Linked DNA regions of Homo sapiens: region 1 is linked to region 2. A link is a contact called in ENCODE Hi-C data. All regions are on one chromosome and are shown on one strand. Each heading gives the region's core, a stretch centred on a gene start or an enhancer-like site at or near the end of the contact. The rest is flanking DNA. Distances are from core to core; before and after follow the strand shown. Region 1 holds the start of CP (ceruloplasmin). Region 2 overlaps GYG1 (glycogenin 1).

What was found. Hi-C counts contacts between places; a loop is a spot of excess contacts on that map. Pooled maps may share reads with other maps.
Region 1: a map of HepG2 shows a loop between it and region 2 (2.1-fold over the local background). The contact joins the promoter of CP here to the enhancer-like site in region 2. A Hi-C loop is called at or near these places in 1 of 168 maps with a recorded cell type or tissue (HepG2) and 1 of 50 pooled maps.

The regions. Positions count from the first base shown.
Region 1 is chr3:149,218,495-149,223,797 of GRCh38, forward strand. It overlaps CP (ceruloplasmin), which reads right to left and starts at 3,335. Exons shown (of 19, transcript NM_000096.4): 1 at 3,153-3,335. The coding sequence starts at 3,298.
Region 2 is chr3:149,007,032-149,013,584 of GRCh38, forward strand. It overlaps GYG1 (glycogenin 1), which reads left to right. Exons shown (of 8, transcript NM_004130.4): 5 at 2,245-2,371. Among named protein-coding and RNA genes, the nearest start is that of GYG1, 19 kb to the left of the region's middle. RefSeq lists an enhancer at 1,377-1,877. Within about 2 kb of position 2,845, at least 6 of the 41 ENCODE cell types and tissues checked have a DNase peak (open chromatin) inside an H3K27ac peak, as active enhancers do.

The DNA.
Region 1 (5,303 bases), core at 2,085-4,584, 210 kb after region 2:
TTTTTAGTCCCCCCCAAAACCTATACATTTTTCTCTTTTAATATCTGCCAGTGTTTTCAGTTGCACTAACCCTGCATATAATCCCCTCAGGTGACTTTTCTATCTTATTCTGTTACCTGATTTGTTCTATAGCATGAATCTCTCCACATGAGGAGCAAGGAAAAGTTTTTACAATACAGTCTATGATTTTTCCTATCTTCCTATGTATCTTTTATTTACTCATTTAAACTTATTCAGAAATATTTATTTAGTGTCTCCTATATTCTAGGTACTAGTGACCAAGCACTAGTACTTGCATATGCATATACTAGTACTCTCAATGCATATTTTCCTGTTCATCATCCCAGACCTTCAAGATCAACATTCAGCTTAAACTCGATTCTTTACCTAAAATTCATATTACACTCTTTCACATCTTATTCTTCAGCCCATTTATTTCCACTCCTTTTTAGTCATCATACGATAAGAAGTGCCAACCATGTCTTGTGATACTCCATCATCCTTCACTGACTGGGCTAAACATGCTGCAAATCTGGGACAAAGAAGGGACCAAAAGGTTGCTATCTGCACACATCTATGCAAAAAGTTTAGCATAGTATTGGCAAAATTGCTGAAGCTGTATTCAAAATTCACTGGTAAGATATATGGGGGAAAAAAATCACAGAGAAAGCAGTCCCACCTAGAGTTTGCAAAACTGTAGCATATTGTTGAAGCCAGAGGAGATGTTAAAGTCACAGGACAATAACAAAAAGAGAGGTGGACTTTGCAACTAGAAGATGCTCCATTTTTCCTTTTAAGGAGCCTTAAGTATCTCTATTAAGTATACTTTTTAAGTAACTGATATGGTTTGGCTGTGTCCCCACCCAAATCTCACCTTGAATTGTAATAATCCCCACATGTCAAGGGAGGGGGCCAGGTGGAGGTAACTGAATCATGGATGTGGTTTCCCCCATATTGTTCTCATGGTAGTGAATAAGTCTCATGAGATCTGATGGTTTTATAAATGAGAGTTCCCCTGCACAAGCTCTTTCTTGGCTGCTGCCATGTAAGACGTGCCTTTGCTCCTCCTTTGCCTTCTGCCATGATTGTGAGGCCTTCCCAGCCATGTGGAACTGTAAGTTCATTAAACCTCTTTTTCTTTATAAATTACCCAGTCTTGAGTATGTCTTTATTAGCAGTGTAAGAACAGACTAATACAGTAAATTGGTACCTGGAGTGGGGCACTACTGTAAAGGTACCCAAAAATGTGAAAGTGACTTTGGAATTGGGTAGCAGGCAGAGGCTGGAATAGTTTGGAGGGCTCAGAAGAAGATAGCAAGATGTGGGAAAGTTTGGAACTTCCTAGAGACTTGGAGGGCTCAGATGACAGGAAGGTATGGGAAAGTTTGCAATGTAAGACATGCCTTTGCTCCTCCTTTGCCTTCCACCATGATTGTGAGGCCTCCCCAGTCATGTGGAACTGTGAGTCCATTAAACCTCTTTTTCTTTATAAATTACTCAGTCTTGAGTATGTCTCTATTAGCAGCATAAGAAGAGACTAATATAGTCACAATGGGGTAAACAGGCTTATACTCATTGGGTAGCTTCCCTGGCACAGACAGGCCACAGGAGTAATTAAAAACAAAGGAATTTCCTCCGCCCCCATTCACCAAATTCTAAACAAACTCCTTCACTCTTCTACTCCCTGATTTTTAGAATTAAAGATTTTTTTTTGAAGCATATTCAGGGCAATGTCTTGCACTTAGTTTATGCCTGATAAAGCTGATTTGATTTTTGATCACGAACAATGGCAGAGTGGTGGTGAGTGGGGGCATAGAGAAGGATAGTATTTTTATTTTTTTAATGTGTCTGACTTTTTCCTTGGAAATAAAAACCACATATAATTTATATTATATTTAATCAAGAAAATACTGAATCCATGCAAAATAATGTTTCTGGTGAAGCTGTAAAAATATGTCATATTCCTTAGAAGATAATACCACCTTAAAACCAGGTTAAAAAAGAAATAATTACAAGATGTATTAGTTTTATTTACAACCACTTATCTTCAGGTCAGAAACTTTCTTTATTGTATATTATTAAATTCATAATATAATAATTGGATATTAGTATCTGTTATGTATTTATTTTTATGGTGAAAAATTTCAACTTTACATAATGTTAAAGAAAATAGTATATACTCATCAATAAGATTCAATAATTACAAACTTCGGCATCCTTATTTAGCTGTTTTTTAAAGATATAATCTTGGCAGCTGATGGTCATTGGGCTTGTTTGTGTTTTATTACCACTGAAATACATTTTAATGTAGTGAATATTGATTTTGAATTCCAAGTTCCCATTTGGTGGTTAATGTTTAATTAACATCATTAAAAGTGAAGACCTCAGTATAGATAAACTTCTGTACAAAAAACTTCAAGGAGAACTAAACTTTTTGTTTTACTGTGTAGTGAATATTGCTTTCAATAAGGGGATTTTCCAACTGAAAAATGAAGACATTTAAGTTACATGGAGCTTTTTGAGGACCATCCTAATAAGTACCTGACATTTTTTTATGCACATATGTGCCAAGCATTGTACTAAGAGCTTTACATGCACCCGCTCTTTAAATAACCCTATGAGCTATGCTTATTATCCTCATTTTACAAATTAGGACCCTGAAGCTGTGAAAGATTAACCTACTTAACTGTCTGGAGTCTCTCAATAAATATCAGGCAGGATCTTATTTGCTAAAATTGTATTTTATTTCTATAAGTGATGTTTTGAAAGATATAAAAAAATTTTATGCCTATCATGAATAACCATTAAATGGTGCAATAAACATAACATTGTATACAGTAATTGTTTAAATGAAAGAACTTCTGCATAAACACATAAAAAGACAGATTCCTAATCGGAGATGCAGTTACGACCATGGGAGGTAGTAAGATGTGAACACAGATCCCCAGGAACAACAGGAAAGAAGCAGGGTAGTCCACCAAATAAAAAATATACAGGAATATAAAGGAGATTGATTCAAGTGTCTTGGGTTTCAAGCCCACATTTTGCAGTTTCTGTATATAAGAAATTTTAAAAATATTTCATCTTATTGGCTCTATCCTTTAAAAATAACTTAAAATTTTGGTCTATAAACAATAAAAATAGTGACTTACGTGTCAACAGAAATAAGTTTCTTTTCCCCATGGTCAGAGGCATAATCCCAAGTCGTTTCAATAATTCCAATGTAATAATGCTTTTCTTTCGCCCAGGCTGGGGTACTACATAAAAACAGAAAAATACCAAGTATCAAAATCTTCATTTTTTTCCCCTTCTTGGAGCCTGAGAAGAAATGAAGTAAAATCAGGAGCAGGCAATTTTATAAATAAGACTTTCTTCCTTATTTGCTTGATTGACACAATTTAGTGTTGCACAAGAGTAAATTGTTTCATTAAAGCAAATATTTTCCAATTCAGTTAAGTTCTCGTAAACCACCAAAAAAACAGTTCTTGGTTGCCAGGCTTCTCTGACTGAAAATAAAAAGTCAACAGTTATTGTTGGAGGCATTAGGGTGTGCATAACTCTGTGCCTTTTTCCATTCATTGTGTAAATTCCAGGAGGGCAGAGAACGTGTCTAAATGCTCCCTTTGTTCCTCTGACAATATGTCACAGCACAGTGTCCTGCAAACAGTGCACTTTTAGTAAATCAGGATAAGAATTATGTAAAATGAATCAAAACATGTAGCTTTTTACTACAGTCATTCTTAATGACAGGGATACGTTCTGAGAAATGCATTGTTAGGCTATTTTGTCATTGTGTGACTATCACAGAGTGTACTTACACAGACTTATATGATATAGCCTACTATACATCTAGGTAGGCTATATGGTATACCTATTGCTCCTAGGCTACAAACCTGTACAGTCTATAACTATGCTGAATGCTATAGACAATTGTAACACAATGATATTTCTGTATCTATACATATGCAAACATAGAAAATGTACAGTAAAAATATGTTATTATAATCTTATGGGACCACCATCACATATGCAGTTTGTCATTTACTCAAACATTATTATGTGGTGCATGACTATTTCTAAAAGTCTAACAAATGATTAATTGCAGCTTTATGATATGAAACATGATATCTAGCATGCCAAATTTAAGTAAACAAAAATAAGAATTTAATTTGGAAGAATTTATCTGTTTTATGAGCTTGGACCAAATCTGCATAAAAACTTTACCAGATCATTCTGTATTGCTATATGCAAATAACTAGCAGAGCCTAACAGGGGCTAATAACTTTGTTTTAATCATCAAATAAACAAACCATAACTAAACCTGTCTTCAGAGGCAAAGATTAGTCTTAGTAAATAGAAAGTACCCCAGTTTATCATTAGACTGAAATTTTTCTCTTTGAAGTGGATATGAATTTTAAGGTGGAAGACTTTTTCTTAAAACCCTGTTTTTAGTCAGGAAGTATATGTCTAAAAGTATGAAATGGCTTTTTTTTTTAGCTGAAGAAAATCCTGATAACAGTTGACACTTTGTGTTAGTATAATTTTTTTTCTCTCAAATACCTCAAAACGTTGTGTATTTGCTGAAGGCCACTTGTTGAAATAGATTGGTATAGAAGAAAGCATGCGATATTTGAACAATTCCTTCATTTAGGAAATATTATTGAATGAGCCAAGTTCTGTTCTACTCACTGGGAATACAGCAGTCTGTGCCAAGTTCTGTTCTACTCACTGGGAATACCGCAGAGAACAAAACACCTACCATCATGCAACTTACATTCTACTTGGGGAAACTGAAAATATAAAAATGAAAAATGAAATACACAATATTAGTGGTGAATGCTATGGAGAAAAATAAAGCAGAGAAGGAGAATAAGGAGTGCTAGGGAAAAATCTGATGCTACCAAATGACCTCAAGTAAGATACTTCAGCCCAGCTTCAGTTTCCTCATCTGAAAATCTCAGGTTAATTGAAATGACCTATGTTAAGGCAGACAGTGGAGGAGCTTCTCTCACCAGCTGGTAATAATCTTAACTAAATGGCTTGGTACAGAAAACTGAATCATGTTGCCCAGGATGCCCCAAGGCCTCCTTCTAGGACTGCCTTGAACAATTGTGCCGTCATGTCCACTGAGAGGACTGACGAAGGACTAAAATCTTGCTCAGATGCCACCGGCCATACCCTGTGCCTTGCAAGAAGCTGCTTTTCCCCTAATGGTCCACACAGACGGGGGGCATTTTTCAGCCGTTTATCCTCCCCAGGGCATGGAGAAGGGGGACAGTTCTTTTTCTAATTGGCATGAAGCC
Region 2 (6,553 bases), core at 1,595-4,094:
GTTCTAGAGGCTGGGAATTCCAAGATTAAGGTGCCAGCAGATTCAGTGGCTGGAGAGGGCCCACTTCCTGGGTCATAGACAGCTTTTTTATTTTTGTTTTTTTGTTATAACTGCTGCATGTGGCAGAAGAGGTGAGGGACCTCACTTGGGCCTCTTTTATAAGAGCACAAATCCTATGCATGAGGGCAGAGCCCTCATGACCTAATCACCTTCCAAAGACCCCACTCCAGATACCATCAACTTTGGGGTTAGGATTTCAATGTAGGAATTTTGGGGTATCTAAACATTGAGTCCATTGCATTTTTATAACAGTGAAGCATATTCTGTTGCCATCTTTATTGTCCTTTAGAACTTATAAGAGTGAAACTGATTTTCTGTTGTTCGTCCTTTGAGGAACAGAGACCTGTCAGGGGTGCTGTTTAAGGAGGGGTTTCCTCAAGACAATAAGTGAACGCCTTTGATTCTTAGAGTTGATTGAAGGTATTTGGAAAGGATAGAATACGCAGAGGGTGGATAAGGTACACTTGGACTTTAAACCTAAAGTCCTGATCTTACTACTTAACTCCAAAAATTAAATAGATCTCTAGATTTTTAAAGTCTCCTTGAAAAGTAAGGAAAATTGAATAGTAACGACAGCCGACTGGACTTGCTGTATGTTGAGAAACGACCTGGATTTTTTGGCAAAGGAGACTGAGGAGAGGAGTGACTATGCAGTATTCCTGCCTGATGCTTAGAGCAGGTGTCTGCCTGCCTGCCATCCCCATACACACTCGCACATATGCACTCATGCACATGCACACACATCGTGAACTCCTGTTCTGCTGCTTGGGAGACTCTGGTTCTGAGTGTGTTTTCTGAAATCTCATGAGTCTAAAATAGAAAGCACATGAAATATATGGAAGAATGTGTCTTGTATTGTTTTTATTTCTTTTGAATGAATGGCCATGATCCCCGCTTTCTGAGGAAGATATGAAGTCCAGGAGCCCCAAGGGCTGAGCAGACACTTTGCTGTATCATTGTAGCTGACGCTGGCCACAGTGGTGACTGAGCAGGATCTGCCCAGAGACTTTTGGTCAGTGGTGGGAGAGTGCACCATAGGGGTAATGTGGCCTTCTGGGCCCTCTGTTGATAAGCCAACAGTTGTGGGCCCTGGAAAACAATTCCATTGTTCCAGTTTGCTCTCTTTTACTTTTTGATTCTTTTTGTCCTGTTATACTCAGGGGAAAGTCTGAAATCTTTAACTGGAAATAAAGTGTACAACCTGATCCCTATGTGGTCTGGTCCCTGCCGCCTTCTCTGAGACTCACCTGGTGCCATGCAACTCATTCCCGCCGAGTCCACTTACTCAGGCCACCTTCCAGGCCTTCTATCCATAGCCTCATGCTCCTGCCCGCCACAGGTCGGTGGTGTGCACTATTTTTGTTCTGCCTGGGACACGGTCCCCCGTCTTTCCCCCATCGGCATTTTTCAGGTATGCCTGTGCACCCCTCAGATATTGGTTTAAACACAACTTCCTTGTGGAAGCCTTCCTTCGCCCATCAGATGTAGCTCAAGCCACTTCCACGTGTGCCTGTAGTGCCACGTACATTCCTTCACTGCATTCATCTCCATCTGTGTGATGTTTGTTGATTTGATTTGCTGCTGTTGGTGTCTCCCACCTGACCCTTGTGAAGACAGTGACCATATCTCTTTGTGCACTGTTGACTCTGCAATGCCTAGTACAGTATCTGGTACATAGTAGCTGCTCAATAGATATTTGTCGAATTAATGAGTTAAATCAGGGAAATGGCCACTCCTTAAAATGTTTTTAATTGGTGTGTCAAGGAACTTAACTCAAAAATGAGGGCCGGGCGTGATGGCTCACGTTGGTAGTCCTTGCACTTTGGGAGGCCAAGGCAGGTGTATCACTTGAGATCAGGGGTTCGAGTCCAGCCTGGCCAACACGGTGAAACCCCATCTCTACTAAAAATAACAAAAAATTGCCTGACGTGGTGGCATGCACCTGTAGTCCCAGCTACTCGGGAGGCTTAGACAGGAGAATTGCTTGAACCCAGGAGGCAGAGGTTGCAGTGAGCTGAGATCGTGCCACTGCACTCCAGCTTGGGTGACAGAGCGAGACTCCGTCTCAAAAAAAAAAAAAAAATGGAATTAGTGTCTATTTTTAAAGGTCCAGTTATGTGCTCCTATAAAATTATTAAACTGTCTAGAGATCTGTTAACTAATTTATATATTTTTTTCTTTTAGGTGGGGACCAAGGCATACTGAACACATTTTTTAGCAGCTGGGCAACAACAGATATCAGAAAACACCTGCCGTTTATTTATAACCTAAGCAGCATCTCTATATACTCCTACCTCCCGGCATTTAAAGTGTAAGTGCAGATGGTTTAACTATTGTTGGAGATGTTGAGGGCAGAGAATTGGGGTGTACAATTTTGGGGCTGCTTCATTGTCATTCCGAGGGAAATAACAGATAGACACTTTGAGGAAAGTTTCTCTTGTAAGAACCGTGGCTGCAATGGGGAGAGGCCTTGATGTTATCGGTTGCCTCATGCTTGACCCTAGGGTCCTTAGTTGCCTTTGGGACAAGGTTCCCATCAGTTTCTGGGGTTCATGGCCCTCTGGTAAGTTATTAATATGTCATGGTCAAAAACACAGACTCTTAAGCTCTGCAGACTTACAACTTGGAGGAGCTGAGTTTGTGCCCTAACTCAATGTCTTCCCCATACTGGCTGCTGAGCTTTGGTTTCCTTCACCTGCAAAAAGGTGTTAAAAGCTCCCTCATAATTGTTGTGGGGATTAAGCCAGATGCAGGCAGCAGTGTGCTGCTGTGGCTAAGAATAAGGGCTCTGGAGCTGGATGACCTCACTTCACATCCTGCAGTGACCACTTCCTGGCCTACTTACTGAACTTCTTTCTGCCTCCATGTCTTCATAGGGTTATTGTGGGTAGTAAGGGAGGTAATCATGTAGCATGGTTAGAAGAGGGCCTGGTCTACCCAACTGCTCAGTACACGTTAGATTGTTAGTCATTTTTATTTGAGAGAAGCAATATAGTGTTCAGAGTAATTCGTAAACCAGAAAGGCAGGGCATATGTCCTCACTCTGTCATTTATCTGCTACATGACTTAAGACTTGGTGCCTCAGCTCCTCCATATGTAAAACGAGGAGGAAAATAGTACCTACCTCATAGGGTTGTCAGGAGGATGAAACAAATTAATACATATAAAGTGCTCAGTGGACATTTGTTGTTTTTGGTAACGTGCTTGTTTAGCACGCACAGTCCCTGGTGCAGTTCTTTTTTTTTTTTTTTTTTGAGACGAAGTCTCACTTTGTTGCCCAGGCTGGAGTGCAGTGGCATGATCTTGGCTCACTGCAACCTCCACCTCCTGGTTCAAGTGATTCTCCTGCCTCAGCCTCCCTAGTAGCTGGGATTACAGGCACGTGCCACTACACACGGCTAATTTTTGTATTTTTAGTGGAGATGGGGTTTCACCGCATTGTCCAGGCTGGCCTTGAACTCCTGACCTCAGGTGATCTGCCCACCTTGCCTTCCCAAAGTGCTAGGATTACAGGCATGAGCCACTGCTCCCGGCCCCTGGTGCAGTTCTGATACACCTTACAACTAATACAGCCTTGCTGCACTGTTTATCTCACTGTTAGGGACAGGATCCTATTATTTAGCCTCTGACTCATTTGTGTTTAACTAAGAAGATGATTTAGATTTCTTGAACAGGGGACTAGCTGTCAGGTCGATCCTGAGACAGTTGTGAGCAGCACAGCCCTTCACTGAGTTGGGCCAATCTCTGTCCCATATGGACATTCCTGAGTTAGCGGAAAACAAAGGGCCTTTCACTCCTCATATTTCATTATCCAAAGTCCTCTCCGTAAGTCTTACACCACGGTAATAAGCATGTCTGGCTTTTTGTAGCAGCAATGTTTCCTTTTCTGTTCTTTTCTGGGAAGACTCTATCAACATCCTCCAGATAAGGATTAGAAGCATCTCATGTTCTTTCCTCCCTAACTGTTCCCTTGGTATATGTCTCCAACATATTACATTCTCTTCCCTTTGTACAATGGGAACAAGCAGACTCTTAAACACACCAACTGTGTTCTGAGTAAAGCAGACAACAGGATTCACTGTCAAGGGAGGAATAGGAGAAGCATTATTTTCACCTCTCAGTCCTTGGCCTTGTAAAATACAAACGTGTCTCACATGGAAATGTGAACCTGATCCATTTTAATCCTTACTTATAACCCTGCTAGTCTGAATAGTGTTCTTGCAAACCATGACAGTGTGACCCCTAGAGCCGAATTTGTCTATAATAGGACATTTGCTTATAGTTTAATTGACTGAATTCAGTTTAGCAAGCAAAAAGTTGACAGTGCAGAGGAGAAAGACTTTTGAATAGTATGACCATTCCACTCAGTCCTGCACAGTGAGCATGTGGTTCTGTTTGACTCCATCTGATTTCCACCTTAGCACCATTGAGCACGTTGTACCTTTCGGGGATAGCCTGGTTTATGCAGACACTGCTTGCAGTACTTTTATTTTAACACACAAGAAGCAGGTGGAGCAGAGTTAAGTTTTGAGGGGTAAGACAGACTTAATTTGCTAGAACCTTGGCCCTTTCTCTCAAGAACCCAGTTGATTTTATATCCTCCAAATGAATTGCCCCCAAAAAACCAGTTAGAGATCTAAATTACTGAAACAGGATGGTTTTCTTCTTCCTGGCTCAATGAATGAGTGCTAATTTTGGAAATCCCCCGGGTTTATTGTAACCATAGAGAATATGACACACTGGGAAAGTTGGGAACAACTCCGTCCATTAGCCGGATTTCAGCTGGCCCAGGGCCGGCTGGAGATGCTGCTGCTTCAGTGCAGCTTGTGGGGGTCAGCTCTACGTTTCTGTGATAAGGCTGCTCAGAGCCATGCTTTGTCTTGCCCATTGCTGCCTATTGAGGAATATTGAAACCAGATCACAGAACTCATTTTCCCTTCCCTCTGCCAGAAAATATATTTGCTTTTCTTGTGGAGACCCATCCAGAGACATTTTTCCTTATATTCTTTTATATTTGGGAAAGGCTGAAAAGGTACAGGTAGTTACATTTCTTTTTTATTATAAGGTAATATAAAATTGTAGTCCAAATGTTTTTTAAATGAAAGTAACCCATTACAAGCATTTCGGTCATCATTGCTACTCTCCAAAGATCCCTGTGAATTTGAAGGCCCACTCTTGGGTTCAGAATAACCTTGGTGGTCTCCAGGACTAAGTAGCCCTATAGTATGCTGGCCTTCCCTAGGACAGCATGGGTGGTGGCAGGTGGAATTAGAGACCATGGAGTGGTCTGGAGCAACTTCGGCTTCATGGAAGGAAGAATGGAGTGTTTGTCTTGCCAACTCCAAATAACCATGCACTAGGATGTCCCCAAAGCAGTATTTAGACACCCCAGAATCTTAGAGTTTTGGATATCTAGAACTTTGTGGCCTTTGGTCTTACATGAAGCTTCAGCTAAAGGATGCCCTGGTATAAAGCAAACTTAGTATGAATTTAAGCCACAAAATAGCACATCTAGTGCCTTTCTCTCTGTATCATTTGGTTAGAACAAAAGATAAAGGAAACAAACTAATAGTTTTATCACTTCGAATGACTACTCAAATATAAAAAAACAGAATTAGTATTTTTTTTTTGTAAGGGAAGATCCTCTTTAACACGGCATAATTTGAAAATTAAAATGCTTGGTTTAGTAATTTTTAAGTTAGTTTGTAGTATTGCATCAGAAAACAAGTCATAAATGCATTTTATTTTTTTGAGACGGAATCTTGCTCTGTTGCCTAGGCTAGAGTGCAGTGGTAGAATCACGACTCACTATAGCCTCGACCTCCTGAGGCTCAAGTGATCCTCCTGCCTCAGCCTCCTGATGAGTAGCTGGGACTACAGGCATGTGCCACTATGCTCAGTTAATTTGTGTGTGTGTGTGTGTGTGTGTGTGTGTGTGTGTTTTATAGAGACACGGTTTTGCCATGTTGCCCAGACTGGTCTTACTCCTAGGTTCAAGTGATCCTCCCACTTCAGCCTCCCAAAGTGCTGGGATTACAGGCGTGAGCCACTGTGCCCAGCCCATAAATGCATTTATTAATAATATTTTTGAAAGTGCTTAGCATAATGTTTGGGATATATAGTTAGGTTTCTTAGGCTTTTAATAAATACGTTTTTTTAAGTTTTCTCTAACTGAAGGTTTTGTTTCATCCAGATAGCATATAGTATGGTTTGTGCATAGCACTGCAAAAAAAATCTTATTAGTCTTTTAAAAATCGTTTAGTTTCATTTTTGCTTTCTATTATATCCACTGACTAAACGCTCTCTAGGAATCTCATGCTATATAAAACACACCTTAAAGCAGAGAGACAGAATTCTCTGGTATTTCTTCAAACCACTACATAAATTAATTGGTCAAATTGAGTACAAAGCCTCATTCACCCAATACTTTCCATATAAATATTTTGTTTTACCCTTTACTTGAGTTTAGATATGACTAGAGACCTGGCCTAGT